3 separate regions of the Mus musculus genome follow, and all the other regions are linked to region 1. The links are chromatin loops, found by intact Hi-C in ENCODE. Cell type or tissue: left cerebral cortex. All regions are shown on one strand.

Evidence for each region. A loop is a pair of places that touch in the nucleus more often than their neighbours do. Peaks named below come from ENCODE experiments on the same cell type or tissue, not always from the same donor. Only the 100,000 strongest peaks of a DNase experiment are listed, where the experiment ranks them.
Region 2: a loop joins it to region 1, with 3 times the contacts of the local background. A loop is called at or near these places in 5 of 42 quality-filtered maps.
Region 3: it touches region 1 in a loop (2.4-fold over the local background); 2 of 42 quality-filtered maps call a loop at or near these places.

The regions. Positions count from the first base shown.
Region 1 is chr8:126,417,848-126,425,847 of GRCm38, forward strand. Coa6 (cytochrome c oxidase assembly factor 6) reads left to right here and starts at 4,654. Exons shown (of 2, transcript NM_174987.4): 1 at 4,654-4,983; 2 at 7,156-7,588. The coding sequence starts at 4,840. The coding sequence ends at 7,251. Gm51604 (a long non-coding RNA gene) reads right to left here and starts at 4,523. Exons shown (of 2, transcript XR_003947620.1): 1 at 4,422-4,523. It also overlaps a transcript of Tarbp1 not described here. In left cerebral cortex, CTCF peaks have their summits at 3,858 and 4,554; DNase peaks (open chromatin) are centred at 4,594 and 5,295; H3K4me3 peaks cover 2,076 bases; H3K27ac peaks cover 1,471 bases.
Region 2 is chr8:126,940,710-126,948,709 of GRCm38, forward strand. Tomm20 (translocase of outer mitochondrial membrane 20) reads right to left here and starts at 5,212. Exons shown (of 5, transcript NM_024214.2): 1 at 4,895-5,212; 2 at 470-516. The coding sequence starts at 5,015. It overlaps Rbm34 (RNA binding motif protein 34), which reads right to left. Exons shown (of 11, transcript NM_172762.3): 11 at 6,463-8,000. It overlaps LOC115486982 (a long non-coding RNA gene), which reads right to left and starts at 4,888. Exons shown (of 2, transcript XR_003947623.1): 1 at 2,888-4,888; 2 at 675-753. LOC115487043 (a small nucleolar RNA gene) reads right to left here and starts at 4,271; the gene lies at 4,138-4,271. In left cerebral cortex, a CTCF peak has its summit at 4,950; DNase peaks (open chromatin) are centred at 4,219, 5,267 and 5,915; H3K4me3 peaks cover 2,805 bases; H3K27ac peaks cover 2,183 bases.
Region 3 is chr8:125,945,780-125,953,779 of GRCm38, forward strand. It overlaps Map3k21 (mitogen-activated protein kinase kinase kinase 21), which reads left to right. Exons shown (of 10, transcript NM_145608.2): 10 at 1-1,660. Among named protein-coding and RNA genes, the nearest start is that of Gm31069, 7.2 kb to the right of the region's middle. In left cerebral cortex, a CTCF peak has its summit at 4,663 (motif pointing right); DNase peaks (open chromatin) are centred at 1,301 and 4,694.

The DNA.
Region 1 (8,000 bases):
TTCAGGTCAACTCCACGCGCTTGGACCTGTCCCTGACCAAAAGATTACCCAATTGGATCTCCTCAGCATTTTCTTTCTTTAAAAAATGGGTGGGATTAATATTATTTGGAGATACACTTTGCTGTGGATTAGTGTTGCTTCTTTGATTGGTCTGTAAGCTTAAGGCCTAAACTAGGAGAGACAAGGTGGTTATTGCCCAGGCGCTTGCAGGACTAGAACATGGAGCTCCCCCTGATATATGGTTATCTATGCTTAGGCAATAGGTCGCTGGCCACTCAGCTCTTATATCCCATGAGGCTAGACTCATTGCACGGGGTAGAGTGAGTGTGCTTCAGCAGCCCGAGAGAGTTGCAAGGCTAAGCACTGCAATGGAAAGGCTCTGCGGCATATATGAGCCTATTCTAGGGAGACATGTCATCTTTCATGAAGGTTCAGTGTCCTAGTTCCCTTCCCCCAGGCAAAACGACACGGGAGCAGGTCAGGGTTGCTCTGGGTAAAAGCCTGTAAGCCTAAGAGCTAATCCTGTACATGGCTCCTTTACCTACACACTGGGGATTTGACCTCTATCTCCACTCTCATTAATATGGGTGGCCTATTTGCTCTTATTAAAAGAAAAAGGGGGAGATGTTGGGAGCCGCCCCCACATTCGCCGTTACAAGATGGCGCTGACATCCTGTGTTCTAAGTGGTAAACAAATAATCTGCGCATGTGCCAAGGGTATCTTATGACTACTTGTGCTCTGCCTTCCCCGTGACGTCAACTCGGCCGATGGGCTGCAGCCAATCAAGGAGGGACACGTCCGAGGCGAAGGAGAATGCTCCTTAAGAGGGACGGGGTTTTCGTTTTCTCTCTCTCTTGCTTCTTGCTCTCTTTTCCTGAAGATGTAAGAATAAAGCTTTGCCGCAGAAGATTCTGGTCTGTGGTGTTCTTCCTGGCCGGTCGTGAGAACGCGTCTAATAACACTGGGTGTGGAGCTATGGTGGACATTTCTTGCACACACTGTCCACACTCGCACATAGATCAGGAGGGAACACACTTTGACATTCCTTCATGGGTGGGAGGCTCTGTGGTCCTTGACTTGGCCACACCCCCAACAGCATTCCACCAGGCCCCACATCTTAAATATCACACCACTTCTTAACACCACTGTACAAGAGATCGATCATTCAATACATGAACCTAAGCCCTCTAAGCACATTCACACCATATCCAAACCATAGCAACAAGTGCTAGAAATAAATCAGAAAAGTAGTAGTAGAGCCCACAGTCAGGTGGTATGCTGTAATCGGCTGCTTTCAGTAGCAACAGATAATGTCAGGCTGGCAACATCTGTGAATTTGAGTAAACAGCACAAGGCAAGCTATGCATATGACTGGATGAATGAATGGGTAAAAACATACACATAATAAAATGTACATGCTTGCATAATTAATAGCCGGCTAGATACACAGAGACAAAAGTAGAAACAGAGCAACAACAGATGCTAGATACGCACAAATAATAGGGATAGAGAGAGTCAATGGATGATTTAATAATAGGGGGTAAATGATAGATGAAAGACAGGAGATGAATAGACAGACCCAGTGCAGACGTTTCAAAAACAAATTAGTGGAGCTGTCCACTGGGGACCTGAAAAAGGAATATTTATTTTAAGGCCCAAACCTGGTCTTGCTTTTCTGACAGAAATAGTAACTGAAGCTGTGAGGTTAGATCAACTCGACAAGGAAAATAAGGGCTGGGGGGGGGGGGGGGAGGAAACAAAGAGAAGGAGGGGAGGAGAGGGGAGGATAGAGGAGGAGAGGGGAGGGGAGGCGAAACCTTGCAGCACATCTCTAGTTAACAGGAGGAGAACACCAGGACAGATGGACCTGGTGTTCAGAAGGGTGTGTAGCAACACTGAAGTCAAAGGAATCGGCCCCATTTGTGTTCCTGAGTAGGTGTCTCTGATAACTGCTTTGAAAAGCAGAGTATAAATAAAAGTCTGTGGGCAGCAACAGAAAAACAACACCCTACAACGGAGTCTGTCCTGCCCTGCCACCAGGAGTTTGGGGATCCACTCGGTTCAGACTGGGTGACTCGCACAATTTCTTGTGGCTGGAGCTGCCAGCACCGCCTGCCTTCCACCCTTGTCCCTGACCTCTCTTCACTGGCTCTCCATTTTACACCCGGGCTGGGCGACCGCACACCTGCCACCTTCTTGTGGCACTTACATTCTTTTACTGGCCCTGTTGTCTGCAATATTTTGATAATGTGCACGTGGACTTTGCTGTTGTCCATTCAAACCTCTAGATTCCTTTTTGGTGGTTGAATCTCCTGAGGGGATAAGTCAGGAACCCGACTACAGTACACTCATTTTGGCAGTATGTCTCCTCTCTGCCTCAGTCTCATCACAGACAAGGAAGAACTGTGGCTGCATGAGTGGTATATAGCACTAAACACTGCCCAAGAACAGATATAGTAAACACATTAAAGTCAATAATCATATTTTATATGGTGGTCATAATTATCTTCTTGTAGATCAGCCCCAACAATGATAACCCTTCTTGGGCCTATACTTTTGGCCAGGACTCTCCTGGGCTGACTTTTGGCCAGAAAGAACATATAAGATGGTAAACACATTAAAATTTAGTAATCAAGCTCTCTATAATGGCTGCTATTATCTTTCTGTAGATCAATTACAACAATGATCAACTCTCTTGGGCCAATTACTTATTCTATTAAAACCTGGGCACACACATTCATGCAGAAAAACATAAACAAAACATGTGCATGGCTAAAAAAGTGCTTAGAAAGCAAACGCCCAGGTCTAGGAGCAGAACCCAAAGGCTTCACATTCAGTCTCTGTGTGCCCTTCCTGATCAAATCTCTCCTAGCCCTAGAGACAGTTGTGATAATCTTTGCTGCCCTTTATGGTTTTACTATTTATGTATTTATCCTTAATACTGTAGTGGATATGAGTATCTGCATTTATTGCTGTGGTTACCAGTGAGAATATCGTGAGTATCTGCATATATTGCTGTGGTTACCAGTGAAGATGTCTGTCAATATCTGCATATATTACTGTGGTTACCAGTGAGAATATCAGTATCTGCATATATTGCTATGATTACCAATGAGGAAGTCAGCATCTGCATATATTGCTGTGGTTACCAGTGAGGATGTCTGTCAGTATCTCCATAGATTGCTGTGCTAACCAATGAGGACGTCAGTATTTGCATATACTGCTGTGGTAACCAATGAGGATTCAGTATCTGCATAGACTGCTCATTTTCTCAGCAGTGTTGCATCTGTCTTGTGCACCTTTAGAGAAGGAAAGGGTTTCTATGTCTTACGGTTTGTAGGTATAGTGAATGCCTGCACTGCAACTTGTCTTTTCTGTCCATTTCATGATGCTGTTTGGGTTTGTGTAGATGAGTGGGGCTAAAAAAAAACCTTTTCAAGGCTGCATGCATGTAGTACCCCCATGCATACAAAATAATAAATTTTTAAAAATTAATTTTCAACCCCTAAATCATATTTTCTCATACAGGTCCACCAGAGTTTTGAATAGGACTTTTTTTTTTTTTTAATATATTGGCAAGACACTGGGGAACATACAATGCATAATGTCTAACACCTTCAACAAAGTCTTGGATGGCTCCCATAATCATGTACATTAATCCTTCTACAGCAAACCCTCTTAGTTAAGTGAGACATATAAAGCATTATCACACCATTTTATCCCTCTCCCTCCTCTTCCTCTCTCTTATAAATCAATGAGTTCCAAGGAGTTTGTTATTTCAGAGTTGGGGAGGTTCTGTAACTAGTACAAGTTAACAGTAGCAAGAATACAGGTAGAATTTAATTAGTAAAAGTCGAGAGGAACCTCCTGGAGGAACTATCTGGAATTTGTCTGTAGAAGGATTTTCAGTGCAAATTTAAATTTCTACTAGCACCATCTCTCTAGAAACTGTACACTTTGCTAAACTTCATTTGTTTATAAGAGCCTCACTTTCTTGTCATCTACAGAGCTAAACTTCACTACTGAAATTGCTACTGTTATTTCAGTTTCCAATGAATTCTTGATTATGACGGTCGGGAAGAGATATACAGACAGCTGTGGCTGGCTGCGAACATCACTGCTTTTATTTCCCATTTCATTCATGTCTGCTCTTGATGTACCATTATGCACAGTCATAATTGCAGCCATATCGATAAAATGAGATAAATATACGAGACAGGGTTTCTCTGTGTAGCCCTGGCTGTCCTGGAACTCACTTTGTAGACCAGGCTGGCCTCGAACTCAGAAATCTGCCTGCCTCTGCCCCGCAAGTGCTGGGATTAAAGGCGTGTGCCACCACGCCCGGATACCTTTTTATAACCTGACATTGATAAAAGGCACAGGGAACCTCTAGCATGGCCAACCTCAGCTTCACCCTCACCCAGAGTCGGCGCTCTCCGGCGAGCTATCCCCTTCTCACCACACTCTGAGAACGGAGCTTGGTGCCGGCTCGGCCGCCTCCGCCAATTCCGGGTCCCTCTTCAGCCAATCAGGGCAGCCGCAGCTACAGAGGGCGGTACCAATCAGATATTAGTTTCCGCCCATAGGCCACGCCCCTGGTGCCGGAAATTATCCGCCGGAGAAACGGACTCGGCCGGAAGTCCCGCCCTTCTATTTGCAAACGGAGGCCGGGGCAGGTCAATCGGCGGCGGGTACTTTCGCAGTGAGTTTCCCTGTGCAGTCGGTGGACCTGCGGGGCGACACCGCCGTGCGGGAACCACAGTCCACACCGCTCTCCCACGTAGGCTGAGCCCCGGTCGCATGTTGCGTGGCTTCCCGCGTGACCACTGCAGGCAGGAATGGCAGCCCCTTCCATGAAGGAAAGGCAGGCATGCTGGGGTGCGCGCGACCTGTACTGGCGCTGCCTGGACGACAACGCGGAGGACGCGGCCCGGTGCCAGAAGCTGAGGAGCTCGTTCGAGGCCAGCTGCCCCCAGCAGTGGGTAAGTCCCGCGGGGTGCAACACATCCCTGCGCGCACCCTCACCTTAGGGTGGGTTTTGAGGAGCAAGGTCACGCGTTGGAAGTCACCAGTTAGTTGGTATTACTGGAGAAAATGACAGCGCTACCAGACTCTGGAGAAGGGACCTGGTGGTACAGCGCTGTGACTTCTGCAGGCGTCCATAGCCTTTCTCACAGCTCCTCCCCTAGAGCCTGGTCATATTAAGCAGTCTGGCTCACTCAGTATTAGTTCTTCCCTCTCTTCGCCTTGTCCCAGCCTCTGTCGACTCCTATAAAGACTGAGAGGTGTGTCCAAAGACACTCGTGCATGAGAGGGTGGGGAGGAGATGGAGGATCATGGGAATGTGTTCTGAGAGAGACACTTGGATTCATTCGCTGGGATTTTAAATTCAGCCTTGGGAGGTCTTGCATCCAGATTTATGCCGCGGGAGTCATGCATCAGAGGAGAAACATTTCTCCAGGATGAAGCAGCCTCTGTAGTGGAGGATTCGAACTAAGATCCTGAAGTGTACGTGTACTCTGCTCTACAGCGGTCCTATGAGAAAGATGTGGGCATGTGCTATGCAGGGACAAGAGAACCACAGCTCAGGGTGGCTGGTGCACCCACAGGTTCGGGAGGAGAAACACCCTAAGAGGTGCTGAGTTCTGGACAAGCTGTTGTCAACACCAAAATACTGCTCTCGCTTCAAGGGCTAGTCTGTTTTGTAGCCAAATATGAGTGACTGGCTCAGGAACAGAGTATGAGGTTTTCCCCAGATACCATTTGGCAGAAGTTTTATGCAGTCTTATGGAACAGAACAAACGGTGGAAACAAAAGGTAAGTTTGTTACAGCAAAGGAAGCCTTCTGGTTGGTGGAAGCCAGTGGTCTGTTAAAACATTACAGAAGGTTTCACCTGTCACCAGGGTGTTATGTCAGTCACAGAAGAGGGCAAGGGATTAAGAGAGCTTAAGAGTAGAGAGAGCTAAAGACAGACCTGGCAGCAATCAAACCTCTCCGTAGTCACTCCCGTTCTGATCAATCAGTCCTGTAGAAGGTATGGCTTGTCCCACCCCATTTAAGTTGGGATGGAATGCCTAAATTACCTTTAAATGTAATTGTCTCTTGGGGCATTGATCCTGACAGATGTTACAATAATTTGCCACAAAATGTGAGGGATATCATATGCTTTTTAATCTTATATCCTTTATGCAACACCCATTCTAGTGCAGTTAGTTCAAGATTGACAGACAGACTGAACAGATTTATGAATACCATGTCAAATACAACAGAGGGACAGAGGCCATCAAACCAAAGGGACTTAAGGGGAGGGATGAGGCTTCAGAGGAAGCAGTGTTGTGACAGGCTTAGTGGAGCTGTATACAAACAGTTCCTTACCCACTCTGAACTGGGGTCCTGTTTCCCATGAAGTTAAAGATTGAACATCGTGTTCAGAAACTGTTTGAAACCTACACCTGGGTTGGCAGTCAGGGCTACCTTTGATACTCTGGGCCAGAGGGTGCGCCATTCAAATCTGCCTGTTATGCAAGAGAACACGATTTCTCAGTGAACAAGGCGGGGGGGGGGGGGGGTCCATTAGGGCATACACTGAAGGCTTTTAACAAGAGCAGCATTTTCTAGTCTCACAGTGCACATGTTGGGGGGGAGGGGGTGTCCTGCATTTGTCCTGTCTACAGGTGCTGGGTCAGTATCACACCCCATGAAGAGAGAGGAAGCTGTGAATAAAAACCCCAAATCTTCATAATGTGACTAGTTAGTCATTTGTCTGCCTCCCCAGATGTGTGTGCTTCTAGATAAAACAGAGTTGAGAAAAATGCCAGGGGCAATAACTTATTCGACACACTGAACCTATAGCCAGCAATCATCTGTAAAACTGAAAGTTTCCTGACCTACTAGGCCCCAGTGTGCATAAAACTGTTTCATAAGTTCCCAGGTCGTTTGGACACTAAACAGAAACACTAGTCATGAAGGATAGACTCCTGGTTCTTCAGGCTTCTTAGAAGCTGACTAGACTCCTGACTCAGGATTCCAGAATACAAACTACCATCCTGCTTCAGTATCATTGATAATGAGTAACATGCTACGTTTAAATCTGTGCTTTTGATTCCCTAAGCTGTGTAACTTGCTCTAATGTCAGGCCTTTTTATCTCCATAGATAAAATATTTTGACAAAAGAAGAGACTACTTAAAATTCAAGGAAAAATTTGAAGCAGGAGGATTCCAGTCTTCACAGTCGACTGAAAATTCCTAGGCTCTTTCTGGACTTTCACACAAGTGGAATTTACTCCTCTGGACTTGCAGAAATGATTCCAGGACAAAAGCAGCTTGAGTCACAGTGTGTATCAGCACTTGTTCTCTGTAAACAAGAGTTACTAAATTGTTGGAATAGCAAAAGATCTCATCATCCAAACTATGAAGGACTGCCTTAATTAAAGTGAGGGATCTATTCTAAGAAAAAGCATAAAATCATTATATAAAAAGTTTATTATAAAAATACATTGTTTATTTTCCTTTCCCCCTTTGGAATAAGAGCTGCATATTAGGCAAATATAGTTGCACATAAAATAAATAAAAACTAAGATAGGTTATTCTGCGTGCTTCTGGCAGTTAGCACTTTAATACAAAAACTACACAATGAAGTTGGATGAAGTTAACTAATCAATGGGTTAACATTTGTTCAAATGTCCTCAGTGATCAGACAATACCTGGGTTGCTACCTACTTCAGTAAGACAAAGAAGAAATAACTATGTAGATTGGGAAGGGAAAACTGGGTCTATTCAAAGATGATTAAGAAAATGCCTAAGGATGCGCTCACAAATATGGAGATAATACTCACAAGTCACATATTTCTTTAAGAACTTGAATCCAGAATTAAAAAACAAAAAAATACCTCATGATTCTTGATAAGATAACTGATCCCATTTAAAAAGTGGGCAAAAGGAGCCTCCTTATCATTAAATATTAGAATAATGGAAATTAATGCCATACTGCTGTGTCAC
Region 2 (8,000 bases), 520 kb after region 1:
AATATTTTTAATTAAGTAGATAAAAACCTACAGTCATTAAAAATTGTAAACTAAGGACCTATGAAAAGAAAAAAATGAAAATTTATATTCTACAAATTACAATTTGTTTTTTTAAATGTCAGAACCTGATATAATTCTGATCCATAGGTGTAAAAACCTTAAAGATCTGTGGGACTAACACACGTGGTTCTTTTGCTACTGTGCTGCCCAGGCTGCCTCTAACAGAGCTTCTCAAACTAGGATTAAAGGTTACTGTCGGAAGGAAGAAAGGAAAATCCAATCAAATGCTGTATTTTTTAAAACCATTTTTAAGTAGCCGAGAACTTTAACTCTTCATGTCCATCTCTGGAGACTCTCATCTTGCTGCTTACCCAATTAACATATTTGCTCTTACCACCACCAAAGGAAAACACAGGAGGCTTAGAGAGCATGCAATCTACACGCAAAAACACAAGACTATTTTCATTACCTTGGAAAGCCCAGCTCTCTCCTTAGCAAGCTTCTGTTTCTTTCTTCCTACAAGAAAAATAAATTAAAAACTTGGCTATCATCATTAAGGATCAAGACATCTAATTGCTGCAACCATCATTAATTCTACAAAACGTTCCTGCCTCCAGAATCCCTGCCTCCCTGGCGAGTGAACTGGTGTTTCTAGGTAGGATCTTTCTCTTTTCTTCTGCATCCCCAGGTCCAACAATTCAGAAGACAGAGACTGTCCCAACAGCTGTGCAGCAGCAGAACAAAGCCCCCTTTCTAAATAAAATAATTAAGCCATTATTACTGAAATATACAGATTCCAGCTTTACTATTAAAAAAAAACAAAACAAAACAAAAAAACTATCCCCCCCCTTTTTTTTTGGTTTTTCGAGACAGGGTTTCTCTGTAGCCCTGGCTGTCCTGTAACTCACTTTGTAGACCAGGCTGGCCTCAGAAATCCGCCTGCCTCTGCCTCCCAAGTGCTGGGATTAAAGGCGTGCGCCACCACTGCCCGGCAATCTATCCCTTCTTAAGCCAAATGGTTCAGTAAAAGTAAGACATTTGATTGACAAGCTCTGTGACACACTCAGGCTTACAACACTGAGGCTCCTACAGCTTCAGCTCCCAAGTGCAGGGTTACAGGCAGGCTACTAGTCCCAACAGTATTTACACATTTGACCAAAAGAGAAGGGCAAGAGGTTGAGCCCCATCCCGAAATTGTTAACTACGGGCTGGTTAGTTAACAATGGCTTCGGTGCTCTGCAACAGTATGCCCTAAGAAAGAATTGTTAGCTTATGGGGATCACTGCCAGGTTTATATTCAGTGCCTTACACTTACACCAGAGTGAACCTGGTACTCAATAAAACTCATCCAGTAACTCATCTAGTATCTGTAATTATGAGGCTTCCAGCAGCCTTGGAATTAACAGATGTAAAACATGTGGTACGAGAACCTAGGCTCATATCCTGCCATTCTGGCATCCTATCGTTAAATACCCAATACCTAGAGAGTAACAATTACTCAATACAATGACCTAGACAACAGCCAGGTGGTACAAGTGACAGGCATTTTCTCTATGCACTAGATAGGCAAATTGTAAGCAAGAGAACTTAACTCTCCAAGATCAGTCTTGCCAAGAAAAGCAAAAGCCATCAACCAAGCAAAACATCTCTGAAAACCTTAAAGTAGTCTATGAATCTGAGTCAACTGGAACTGAAGGACCTGTTGGCTAAGACCTAAAACGTAAGTGATGAGCAGTTACTCAAGCGCTTGACTCCAGACCACCTTGTCTTCCTTTACCTGTATCACCAAAGACACAGCATGCGGATGAAAACCACCTCACAAAGCAAAACTGGGTAATAAGGAATGAAAAATACAATATGCTAAACCAGAATTTTGAGAAAATAATAAAAAGGCAATGAACTTTATTTCCACAACCATCTACCCAATGCAGGACATGGACATAGAAGATAAAGATAAGATCCTTAATGTGTTTCATTTTTAACAGGATGACTAGAGTTCTGCCTTCAGTTTCATAAGACTACCTCTGTAATAAAGTCACAATGGTAAACAGGCTGAAAGAGTCACACATTCAATTAGCAAGGATAGTTATGTGTTGATATAAGCCTGAGACACTTGTAAATCTACCAAGTTTAAACAACTATATTCATTAAACAAAAAACAAAGCCAAACTGTAAGCCAGGTGAATGCCTTTAATCTCAGCACAGGACAAGGGGAATCTCTGAGTTCAAGAACAGCCAGGATTAGAGATGGTGTCTCAAAACAAAAGCATGCAAAGCCTAAATTCAGAACCACTCCAAATCCAAGCAAGCCATTATTTAAAACAAATCACATATTTAGTGAATTCCTAAGTGAAGTATCCTTCACAGTGTGCAGTATAAATGAGGCGCACCTAGGGTGGGAACAGTATTTAGAAACCTCAGATCAAGCCTTAACACCAACGGAGGTGGGGTGGGGGTAATGAAGTCAATCTGAATTAAGACATCTAATTTCGGGCTGGTGAGATGGCTCAGTGGGTAAGAGCACCCGACTGCTCTTCTGAAGGTCCAGAGTTCAAATCCCAGCAACCACATGGTGGCTCACAACCATCCGTAACGAGATCTGACTCCCTCTTCTGGAGTGTCTGAAGACAGCTACAGTGTACTTACATATAATAAATAAATCTTTAAAAAAAAAAAAAAGACATCTAATTTCAAATCCTAAATTTAAGTCCCTTTTCATTAAAAGGCAAACCGACTTAGAACACCATCCTTTCATTGCAGATGTACATGTACATCAAAAAAATTAAATTCATATTATTCAAATTCTTAAGAATCACCCAACTACATAGTTTAGAGACTTGTGAATTTACTGCTACTTGGTAGCAAAAATTTGCCAAAACAAACCAACCTTGTAGCATTCACTAATTACCGATCAGCAACAGTACCAAGGACTTCTGAAGTGTGGCTTCCCTCTGCCTTCTTGTCACTGCTGCAGTCAGTAAGTCACTGAAATCAACTGGTTCTGACTAAAGGCAAGCGGAGAAAACAAGCAGTCTAGCACAGAAAGCCACAGGGAGGAGCAGAGGCGGAAGGCCTAGGCTGCAGAAGGCCATGGATTCAATCACGGGAAGGGCAAAAAAGTTAATACTGCAAAGATGATTTTGAAAAGAACACCCTTGCAGGGCGTTATTGCCGCGCCTTTAATCCTACCATTTGGGAGGCTGAAGCAGGTTTATCTCTGAGTTCCAGGCTAGACAGGTCTGCAGAGTGAGCTTGCCTCAAAAGTTTTTGTTTTGGAGACAGGGTAGCCCTGTCTGTCCTGGAACTCAATTTGTAGCCCAGGCTGGCCTCAAACTCAGAAATCTGCCTGCCTCTGCCTCCCGAGTGCTGAGATTAAAGGCGTGCACCAACACGCCCGGCTTCAAAAGTTTTAAACAACCATAATTTTCCTGAAACAACTTATTTCTTCAACCAAAACCACTTTCTCAAGATTTCCACCAAGGCTTTCCAAAGGAATCAATCAGCCTGCTTAGCTGTCTCCCAATGTGTAGACCCACAGCCCCAAGACACTGAGTAGACTTGTGGACCCAAAAGTCACACTTAACAGTCCGCATTTATGGAGCCTTCCGTAGGTCAAGTACTTATCCCACCTAACCAACAAGAGGCAGCTTGTACCACCGTACTTTACAGTTAAGGAGATTTTTAGTGAATGCTGCTGGTCAGTACGCAATCTGGTCCCCAAAACGCAGTCTATAAATCCAAGATGCATTCTTCGCATTACTCTACCTAGCCATCGGACAAAAACACACTCTCCTTATCTCCCCACGTGAAGAAAACGATGAGGCTACTTGGGGCCTACGGGCTCAAAAAGTCCTGGAAGTCCTATAATGAGTATTAAAGGATGTACGTCTAATTCATTAGTCTCCGACCATATATAACTACGAAAAATTAAAAAACTCATTTAGAAATTCGAGAGAATGGAGTAACTGACTGACTGCAGCCCCCAAGAAAGCGAAACAAAAAAGGCCAGATTATTCCAACAAATGTGCTTTCAGACTATATATTGAAAAATAAAGAGTCTCTGTAAATTCATGGGTGGATCACATGTCCATGACTTCCCAAGGCGTGCCAAGATTTCCCTCCGGTAAAACTCTTTGAAGATGTCGCAGGTATGAAATAAGACTGAGCCACGTGAGGAGCGCAGCCCTTTGGACTCCCCCGCACTTTGTCTAGCATTCACTCATATCTTGGAAGCACCAGAGCAAAGCTGCCAAGAGGGTTTAAGAATGCAAGGACGACACCCCACTGTGCTAGTGCTGGGGCAGCACCGTCGACGGGTTTGCTGAATAGAGCACCACCGCCTTCGGGGTAGGCACCCGTCTGAAAAGCTAGCAATGAGAGGCACCAAGAGTTCGAAGCCGACCTACCAACTGCAGCAGTCCCCTGTCGTAAACACACATAAAGAATGATTGTTTTCAACGGTGACTGTTATAGAGAAAGGCTCGTGCCTGTTATCACAGCACTAGGTTGAAGCGGGGGGCTGGGGAGGTGGTGGTGGTGCTGGCTGCCACGAGGTCGAGGCTAGCGCGGGTTACAGCCTGAGCTACACAGGAGGACCCTGTCTTCAACACAAGTTGAGTGGGGGGGAATGGAGCTGGGCGTGGTGAGACCTTGAAACTGGAGGATAACCACCTTAACCTGAGCTAAAGACCTGTCTCCCACCCCCCATCCCCCAGAATTACAGAGCTGGGGAAAGGCAAAAAAGTGCTACCCCTCCCCCGAATCAGCATGCATTCCACCGCCAGCAAGATGGAGCCAGGTCGCCTCCAAGATGGAGGCCCGCGGGCACAGGCGGGACCCTGGCCGCAAGAGCGCGACGCCGGGGAGCACTCGGGGGCGCGCGGGGCCCACTCACGTTCTCGAAGCCTGTTCTTGAAGTTGGGGTCACTCCGCCTTTTGCGGTCGAAGTAGATGCAGTACCCGATGAAGAGGGCACCGCACACGCCCGCGGCGATGGCGCTGTTCCGGCCCACCATCTTCGCTCGACTGGGGCGTACGCCGGGCCGCGGCAGCCCGCCTGGCAGCGGTTAGCTCCGACCGATCGGAGCACGCCGGCCGCTCGCAGCCGCCTGCCTCCAGTCCAGACGGAAAAGGCCGAGCGCGAGGACTTCCGGCGCGCGAGGACCCCGGGGGAAGGTCCGCGGCGGGCTGTCCGCGGCGGTGCCTGCGCGGGAACGCCTGGTGCGCACGCGCAGATGGACCCAGTCTGCGCGGCTGAGACGCCAAGCTGGGGGCGGGGCGTGCACTGCAGAAGGATTTGTGCGTCATCCCGTGACCAGGGGGTCAGGGGCAGCACGTGTTTGTGGCGTGCTGAGTCAGAAGCCTCTAATCCACTGTCCTTGCTAATGAAAGACGAAGGTGGGAGCCGGCTGAGAACAGCATCTCATCTCACTGTGTCCTTCAGGAAGCCTGTGACTTGAAGTGCATGCGTTTGCTTTTTAGGTTTTTGAGACGGGCTCTCCCCTTGTAGCATAGTAGGGTCTGGAACTTGCTGTGTAGTCTGCCCTGGCCTCGAACCTGCAATCCTTTTGCCTCATCCTCTGAGCTGTGGTTTTAAAGGAAGACCTGAGCCGCCTGATCTGGCAGTATTTGCTTTGTAAATTGCGTTGTGACTGAGATTAGACACAATGATTGACTGCAAAATAATTTTATGATGTAGCCCTGGTGCGGAGAAGAAAAATGGGTTAATTCGTTCAAAAAAATTTAACCTGTAAGGAATGCAGAAGGGCAAAAAAAAAAAAAAAAAAAGTCTATGGGTGGCCCTGATTTGTGCCGTCATTAAACTGCAGTCTTGTCGTTCTCTCCCTCCTCCACAACCCCCATCAAGATTCCCAACCAGCTCGTTACTAATGCTCGAACCCACCCACCACACTTGTGGCTGGCTTTTGAAGGAAAGGCAGTCTGGTACAGCAACTGCTCCCTTCACTGAGGAAACATCGAAACCTGGGACAGTGACAAGCTATGCTGCAGTCTCTGAGAATTGGGTACAGTGATAAGAGGTAGCCGATGCAAGCCTTTCCTGCACCTCTCATTGTAAGAATGCTTTTTTTTTTCATTTATGCATATGAGTGCTCTACCTGCATGTACACCTTCGTACCAGAAAAGAGCATTAGATAGCATTACAGATGGTCGTGAGCCACCGTGTGGTCGCTGGGAATTGAACTCAGCACCTCTGGAAGAATAGCCAGTGCTCTTAACTGCTGAGCCATCTCTCTAGCCCCTTTAAGGATTTTTTGAAGCTATGTTAAGGGAGAAAAAAAGTTTACAAGAAAAAAATGTTTCATACTCATGACTAATCAGTACTTAGCCAGCACTTTTATAACAAAGCCAACTTCTATCCACTCTTGACCACTTATATACATAGTCTTGTGGCTATTAAGTATTTTATCAGATAGAACGTACCAAGAAATTACACTAAGCATCTTTAGAAAATTTCCTACAAAATACATTTTTTAATGATTTACACAATCATAGTAGCACACACATTCTAAAGGAGGAATTTCAACAGTTACACAGTACCGAATTCCAAAGTATCTAGGGCCAGTGAGATGGCTGAGTGAGTCCATGCTTTGGAAGGAGAAAACTCCAGAGTTTTCTTCTGGCCTCCACATTCACATCATACACATATTAAATAAAGTTACATCTATGCATGTATATAACCTGCTCACTCACAGGAGCTGTAAGTTGTACATAGATTATATATGCACGCACAATCTAATGTTACATCTTTATATAGTTTATGCAAAAATGCTCCAGAGTGATCAGGTAAAATTGCTGAAATTTAACTGAAAAGGTTCTAAATACTGTAAGGAAAACCAACCATAAATTATCCAGTCTTGGATACAGGAAATAGAGCTTTCTCTGCTGTAAAAGCTACACACTTTTATTTATTTTTTAATATTTATTTAATGTGAGTACACGGTAGCTGACTTCAGACACACAGCAGAAGAGTGCATCGGACAGATGGTTGTGAGCCACCATGTGGTTGCTGGGAATTGAACTCAGGACCTCTAGAAGAACAGTCAGTGCTCTTAACCACTGAGCCATCTCTCCAGCCCCACACTTTTATTTTTTACTTGTATATATGTGTGTGTAGGTTATGTTAGTGAAAAAGTGCACAAAGTCTGGGGAGACTAGAGGAGTTGGACCTAGGAGCTCAAGTTACAGACAGTTGTGAACTGCTTGACGTGGGTACTAGGAATTGAACTTAGGTACTCTGAAGAGCAGTGCATGCTCTTAACCAAGAAACCAACTCTCCAGCCTCTAGAGCTATGGGGTTTGTTTGTTTTTTGTTTAAGATTTATTTATGTGTAAGTACACTGTAGTTGTATCCAGACATTCCAGAAGAGAGCATCAGCCAGGCATGGTGGCGCACGCCTTTAATCCCAGCACTTGGGGGGCAGAGGCAGGCGGATTTCTGAGTTCAAGGTCAGCCTGGTCTGCAAAGTGAGTTCCAGGACAGCCAAGGCTATACAGAGAAACCCTGTCTCAAACAAACAAACAACAGAAGAGGGCATCAGATCTCATTACGGATGGTTGCGAGCTACTATGTGGTTGCTGAGATTTGAACTCAGGACCTTTGGAAGAGCAGTCAGTATTCTTAACTGCTGAGCCATCTCTCCAGCCCCTAGAGCTATGTTTTAAAGACCTCATTAGGTTTTCTACATGGCATTTCCCAAAGACAGAACTTTTACAACTAAAAGAGTGAAAACTTATCCTACCCTCTTGCCTACTGGACTCTGCCTGCCTGAATCAGCCTTGGCTTCCTGCTTCCCCCACTTCATCCTGGATCCAGCCCCAGCTTGGTAAGATGTGTCTGGAACTTAGGGAATGCAGCACCATGTTGTCATGTCATTCAACTTTAAAGACTGCAGTTTAATTAACATCATTTATTAGATGCTGTCTTTAAACTTTCTGGGACAGCTGTTTCATTCTGAGTGATACTAATTTAAGCATCACAT
Region 3 (8,000 bases), 470 kb before region 1:
TTTTGAAAGTTTGATCGAATATATTATATTGTTGTCTCATGTAACCAAAATGCCCTAGAACAACTTAAAGGGAGGCACTAGTTACTCGGCTCATGGTTTTGGAGGGATCAGTGCAACAGTGGGAAGGGCTGAGTGGGCTGTCTTCACATCACAGAGGACAGAAAGCAGAAGAGGGGGGAGACAGGAAGAAAACAGGGCAAGGTTTTTTTTAGCAGTAACTGCCGAGCATCACTGAGACCAGGCATTCATATTTGGCACCCTGCACAAGGCCACTCTGTAGGTTTCCCTGAAGAAACGGCTCATCATTAGTAGCCAGAGGTGGGAAATTCCTTCATGCTCTTGTAGTCTTTAAAAATTAAAAGACCCATGGCTGGTTATGTGCGAAGAACCCGTGTGCTGTGGACATGCATGTTGTGTGGTTTTAAGTCTCCCTGAGCCTGCAGTTTTGCCAACGCTAACAACACTGCTGTGCAGGAGATGGCAGGACAGGTTTCCAGTCAGCTTTTCATGCTCCACTGAACTCCGAGTCAACATGTGCATCTGTGAGGGTGAGCAGGCATGGCGGGAAGACACAGATGACTTCTGGAAGTGACTTTGGGGAGCAGATGTGATTGGAAACAACTTAAAGCTATTCACGAGTCACCTGCGTAACTTCACAGAGAGAGCGGTGCATCATCGGGGCTGGGCGACTGACTCTTCAGGAGCTCAGTGCCCTTGTCTGGGTTTCTTGAGTACTGTGATCCCCTTCTGTCTGTCACCAGAACATAGTTATTTGAGAGGCAGATAGTAAATACTTAAATTCTGACACAGTAGGAAGCTAAATTATCCGTAGCCCTTACGTCTTATTTAACATTGTATCTCGACTTACCGATAATAGCAGGAATTTAAAGGGGATTAAATAGGTGCGATGACAGATCTGAGTCCCATACAGGCTTGTCAGCAGGTGACCTTCGGGGAAGATCTCGCTGCCTGCTCTACGCAGGTTTCAGGTGCTCAGAGCAAAACTTTAGGTTTTCACCAGACTTCCTGTGTTGTTTCCACTCTCCGACTTTGCTTCACCTCAGTGTTTATTAAATGGTCTAACAGGGGCGCAGTTGGCTCGACATTTGTCACATTGGGTAGACCATTTGGCCTCTTCTCTTCACGAGACGCTAAAAGTAAAAGACGTGCCCCCAAATACCCAGTGCACGGAAGGAAAATACTGAAACAGATGGTGTGCTCAGCTTTGCTTCTGCCCCAGCCTTCCTCAGAGTGTGTGTATGACGGAGATGGTGAAATCAGACCTGTCTATGTGTCACGTCCTCTCTAGCTCTGTGTTCCAGCCTCCCTTCTCTTCATTTTGCTCCACTGTGATGAATTTAGAAAGGAAGCCATGCTAAAACATAAGGAGCCAATCCGACTCACTGCTGCTGGGGTTTTCACTGACATCCCAGATTTTCGGTGCATGCTACACACCTAGCAGGACCTGGACTTTCATTTTCTGTGGACCTTGGTGACCCAATAGATCATTTAATCTGGTTCCTACTGACCCATACTCTGCTTTTTCCTCTCACAGCAGACTAACATCTGGGGTCCGGACACGCTATGATCAGAAGCCTGTGGCTGACAAAAATGTTTACATATGTTGTCTAGTTTTTTAATAAACCTTTTTTTAAAGCTTGTCTGTTGGCTTAGTGGCTTTGATGTCCTCCTAAATGGTCACAGTGGTTTGCTCTGTATTCAGCGAGGAGAGCATGCAGGGGTGAGGCTTGCTGTGCTGATGTGGAGACCTGAGTCCCACCTCCAGGACCCTTGCAAAACAGAAAGTCCTTGTGCTGTTCCCTCGTGGTCCCACAGAGAGGTGGGGATCTGGGACTCACTGGACAGCCTGTCTAGCGGAACCAGCAAGCCCCGGGACTAAGGGAGACCTGGTGCCAAAAACACGGCGGATGACCCCTGAGGATTAACACCTAAGGGTGGCCTCTGGTTCCACATGCATACACGTGTGTCCAAATGCATGTGTGCATGCACACACACACACACACACACACACACACACACACACTCATACACACACACCTATGATATACACACTCAAATATAAGAATAAATCAAAAAGTTTAAATCTAGTTACATGGGGTGCCTCCCGCATGTGTTCCCATCTAGTTCTCCACGGCCACTACCTTGAACCTCTTACTCATTTCCTGGCTGCTCAGTATTATGTCAGCTTGGCACAAGCTAGAGCCATCTAGAAGAGGAACCTCAATGTAAAGGAAAGAGAAAAATCTCTCTATTAGACCGGCCAGTAGGCAAGTCTGTGGGGACACTTTCCTGATGTGGGAGGACCTAGGCCATGAAAGGCAGTGCCACCCCTGAGCAAGCCCTGGAGAGCTAGTAGGTAGGACCCCTCGGTGGTCGCTGCTTCAGTTCCTGCCTCCAGGTTCCTGCTGAGTCCCTGCCCTGACTTCCATCCATGATAGACTGTGCTTGGGCAGTGTAACGGTCCAAGCAAACTCTTTCTCCTCCCAAGTTGCTTTTAGTCATGATGCCTTAGCATAGCACCAGACAGTAGCTAATCCACTTCCAAACAGGGGCTCACCCGCTTTTATTTTCACCTGGCCCTAAATGGCTTAGATAAAACCCCAGACTTAAGGCTGGAGAGATGGCTCAGCGGTTAAGAGCACTGACTGATCTTCCAGAGGTCCTGAGTTCAATTCCCAACAACCACATGGTGGCTCACAACCATCTGTAATGGGATCTGATGCCCTCTTCTGGTGTGTCTGAAGATAGCTACAGTGCACATATATAACAAACAAATTAAAAAAAAAAAAACAGATTTATACCCTCCTCTAGTCACCCCCACCCCATCAATCTTCTCAGTAAAAAACCCACAAGTGTGAGTCAGAGGCCTCCAGTACTGAAAACCTAGCCACCCAGAGACATCTGTATAGCTGAGGATTGTCCATAACTGGATGATTTCCACCTTGCTGATAAGCTGAGCCTTAGGGCGATTAGGTAAATTGCACTTGAATCCTGCCTTGCCTATCAACCTCCAAACCACAGGGGAGGAGAAGTCTGCTGGTTATTGGTTGGTTTTCAGTAAGTGTTACTGTTGATAAGTGCGTCCAGGGGCAGCTCAAAGAAAGCAGTGTGGACTCTGGCCCCTGGAGGCCTCTGCACGCCACCCTGAAAACCTGACACGGGGTTGGCATCCGCTGTGAAGAATTTCAGGCTTTTAGTTTAGAGTATGCATTCTTTTAGAGAGAGACATTTCCTAGAAACCGGCTCATGACAGAGCTGATGTTGCCAAGCCTGAGTTCTGCAGGGCAGGCTATGGACCCGGGGAGGAATGGAGGTTACACAGTGGCGCCTGCTCTAAATGTTTCCGACCCTGAGATTAGAGGGTGCAGCTATTCAGTCCTGTCTGTCACTGTGAGCAAGCACTGGCTGAAGCACCCAAGGGGGGGTGGTCCTGTTTGGGGTCAAGGAAGGTATGGAGGGCACTGTGGACCAACTAGCAGCAGAGGGAGCTTGGAGAAGCTGAGCATCATGACAGCAGAGGGAAGCAGAGTATAATGGTTATTCCTGGTTGTCACCTTGACTAAATCTGGAATGAATGACAACCTAGAATTGGAGGGCACACCTGTGATCTAGATCTTGAGGCTGGAAGACATAAGTTTCTGACCTGGATCTTGGCATGGAGATCTTGAGGCACAGCGGCTATGAAAAGCTTAGGCCCAGGCAAGGCAGTGCACGCCTTTAATCCCAGGAGACTAAAGCAAGGAGCTCTCCGAGTTCAAAGTCAGCCTGGGACAAAGCAAGTCCCAGATCCAGGCATGGTGGTACACACCTTTAATCTGGGCCACAGCTTCTGCTGGAGACCTACACGAGGACATTGAAGAAGGAAGACTCGCTCTTCCTTGCCTGCTTGCACTTACTTGCCAGCACATCCTTTGGAATCTCCTTCTACAGAAGACCAGCTGAAACAACTGGCTTCGTGGACTAGATCCTTAGACTTCCATTCACAGCTGACCATTGTTGGGGTAGTTGGACTATAGTCGGTAAGTCATCAAAACAAATTCCTTCAATATAGAGAGACATTCCCTAAGTTATGTGACTCTAGAAAACTCTAATACACAAAGAAAAGCTAAAGCCCTTGAAACCCACCCAACCCAGTGGCCTATATCTGCCTGTTGTGCCCATGTCCAGAAGGCTCCACTGCCTTCCGAGGGTTCAAACACAGGAGCCTGTGGAGGAACAGCTAGGCACTGACTAGTTTTGGGCTTAGCCACGGTGTAATTCAAACATATTGATTGTTAGTTCAAGTCTCCAAACCATCTGGGCTCTTGATGTACTGAGGCCTCTGATAAAGGCACCCTCCTGGTGTGGGTCCAGCTCGTTTATAGCCAGACACAGAGTGGGAGAGACTCAGGCTGGTGGAGGCACCCAGGTGTGCTTCACTGAGACCGAGCTCACCATCCGGGTCTGTCTCTGGAGTTTGCAGCTACATACGGGATACAAGCGTAATTCAAGCCCACGAACTTGGTAATGCTGGTTTCTCTTCACCCAGACTCAAAAGTTTCCAACTATGGAAACCCGCTTTTGTATTGGGCTTTATGCTTCCTGTCCACGAGGTGGCGCTAACTACACGTGACGGTAATGTTGGATTCTCCTCACCCAGACTCAAAGTCGCAAACGTTTTTGTATTGGGCTTTATGCTTCATGTCCACTAGGTGGCGCTAAATACACATGACTTCACAGATCAGGGCGCTCAAGGGCTTGGGTGGAGAATCAGTCACAATCACCCTTAGAAGCAAAAGGCTGAAGGACAGGGCTTGGGAAGATGTGGGATGGAGGGGAAGAGAATGAGTCATTCGCAGCACGTGTGCGGGGAGGGGAGCTCTCACGTGTAGCTCAGCTGTGTGTCTGCAATGAGCAGGATTTTAAAACTCCAAGCAAGGACGGTCTCCAGTGTTTGCGCTCAGTTTAGGCAGAGGTGAACCGTGTCTCAAGTAGAAGCTGCTACCCCCTCCTCAGACACTAGCAAAGGAAAGTACTTCCTTCCACATCAGGGTTCTCTAGTGGGACAGAAACAATGGGATGAGAATCTAGGGGAACCCAGAGGGAAAGGAGGAGGGGGAGGGGAGGAAGCAGAAGAGGGAGAGAAAGATTGCATGTGTGTGGAATGTACTGGTGTGTGGAGGTTCAAGGACAACCTCGGGGTTTGCTCTTCAGGAGACATCCCTCTTGGTTCTTTGAAATGGAGATTCTCTCTGGGCTGGAACTCACCAAGTAGGGCTAGCTGGGCTGGCCAGCAAACCCCAGAGATACACTTGTCTTTGCCTCTCTGGTGCTGGGATTGCAGGTGTGAATCACCAGCCCTGGGTTTTTGAAATGTACCCTCTGGGGGATGAACTCAGGTTCCCTGGGTTTTCGAGGCGAGCCCTTTACCAACTGAGCCATGCGCTCGGCCGAGATATACAGCTTTTAAAGCTACACTGTCTTAGACACTCTAGGTTGTGTGTCGTAACTACACACAGGATAAGAGGCTTATTGGACATGTCCCAAGTACTTGGTCAATAAGGAACCCCCAAGGCCTAGAATTTCCCATCACATTCCCTCTGTGGAGATCTGTGGGCCTGCAGCCCAGTCTTTAAACCTTCTCCTTCCCAATTCACCTCTTATACTTGGAATTGCCTTTACCTGCAGTTACACAAAACCTGCGGCTGAAGTCAGGTCAGGTAACGTAAGAGACTGGATCTGTGGGCCCTGTGTTACTAAGGAGAGAAGACGGTATAACCCCACGCTTGCTCACGCTCTTGTCCTGTAGGGGAGCCAGCTGCTGCTGGAAGATAAGGGAGATACAGTCACACCTGCTGGGAGGGAAGACCCAGCAACAGTGGGGACAAAGGACACAAGCAGAGAGAAACACGCTCTGCCTTGGCCTTCAGGAAGGGAGTTGCAGATCACCCGAGTCTCCCGTGCTTGGATGTGGTCTCCGGTTTGACTAGGAAGCACAGCACAAGTGACAGCCATGTTCTATGCATGTGTCCATGCGTGTTTCTATTCGCCCACACCCACTAGACTCTACATTTAAATGGGGGCATTTTACTGAATGTTCACCGCATGCCTCTCAGTGCCTGACAGCCAGGGCCACACCACCCTGAGTAGCTGAATGAGCTGGCTCTATTGGTCATTGCATTGCCACCAAGCAAAACCTCCGGTGGGTGCCAGGAACTGGTTACATCTTGTTGACTCATTGGCCAAAGGGGGTCCCATAGATGCTTCCCTAAACGTTACAAGCTATTACCAAGGCTATTGGGTGCTCTCTACAACCTGATGGTTAGACTCCAGTGCTGAAGAGAGCATTTCCTTACATCATTGGACATGGAAAGGCCAAGCTGGTGTCTTACTAGCAGCTTCACCCTACTTAGCATTCATACTGTGATGGTGTCTGCATGACACTGAGGAGAAACATAATAATCTTTGTTACCCGGCTTGCGACATAGAGTGGTGGAATAGTGAAACAAATTTTGTGTGAGCAACCAATCACGTTTTGATTGGATGTAAGGCCCATACCTGACACTGTTAAAGCGGCCAAGAACCCAAGACTATACGGGGCATGTGCATAAGAGAAAACATATTGCTATCATTCTGCCAAAGAAAGAGCGATAACATGACTCCTGATGACATACTCGCATGCTCACAGATCAGAGCCTCTCTCCACCCTCACCAGAGAAGCCTCTTCTTGCTGTAGGTGGGAATCAACACAGGGACCCACAACTGGGCAGTGTGTAGAGTGAGAGACTTTGAGGCGCTCAGTCCTAAATAGAATGTCTGCATCAGTCCCTTCCCCTACAGTTCAGAGGTTTATGTGGAAGAAGAGGCAGAAAGATAACAAAGGCCAGAGGTAGTTGGTGGCTCTGAGGAAACAGCCTTCCAGACACAGCAGGGTAGATGTACGTAAGAACTCACAGAGATTGTAGCAGCTTGTGTACAGGTTCAAGTCGGATGGCGTCCCAGCACTGAGAGGTAAGTGGACACGGGGTCCCGCCTCAGCCAAGATTCTATATGTAACTGATACCTGCTGGCACATCACCCACGCCTTCACTTTCACTTACAGACTGTGTCTCTTTGTTGTGATTTCTGACATCAGCAACCAAAATCATCTTAGATTCCACGGTATCCTTTCCCCCTCCTGCTCAGAGGCCAGGACTTCTCCATGGCGATATCCCACTGAAACCCAGCCCATTTTTTTTTTTTCAACATGAAAAGCATGGTAAGGGAATTCTATTGACCATTTCATCGAATCATGATTGACCGGGGACAGTTCCGGTGGGAGAGAGATACCTTACCATTAACATCCAAAGCTGCTTTGCATGGGCTTGCCCTGGTGGCTGGTTTGTGCTGGGGTCTGGAGTAGTTAATAACAGGTTCATGGAAAACAGATTCAGTAAAATCCCTTCTCTCCCCTTGTGCCCAGATGCAACTGCAAGCCAATGTTAACAGGCATGTTACACGGAGGCCACAATGGCTCCTGTGCCCCAAAGGGCAGAAGTGTGGGGGTGGGGGCTTCATCCAAGGAGAAGAAATTCCCAGGGTTCCAGGGAAGCAAGGTGTGATGGTTTGTATATGCTTGGGCCAGGGAGTGACACTGTTGGAAGGTGTGGCCTTGTTGGAGTAGGTGTGTCACTGTGGGCATGGGCTTTAAGACCCTCATCCTAGCTACCTGGAAGCCAGTCTTCTGCTAGCAGCCTTCAGATGAGGATGTAGAACTCTCAGCTCCTCCTGCACCATGTCTGCCTGGATGCTGCCAGGCTCCCACCTTGATGATAATGGACTGAACCTCTGAATCTATAAGCTAGCCCCAATTAAATGTTATCCTTATAAGAGTTGCCATGGACATGGTGTCTGTTCAAAGCAGTAAAACCCTAAGACACAAGACTTCTTTTTCTTTTCTTTTTTTCTTTTTTGGTTTTTCGAGACAGGGTTTCTCTGTATAGCCCTGGCTGTTCTGGAAC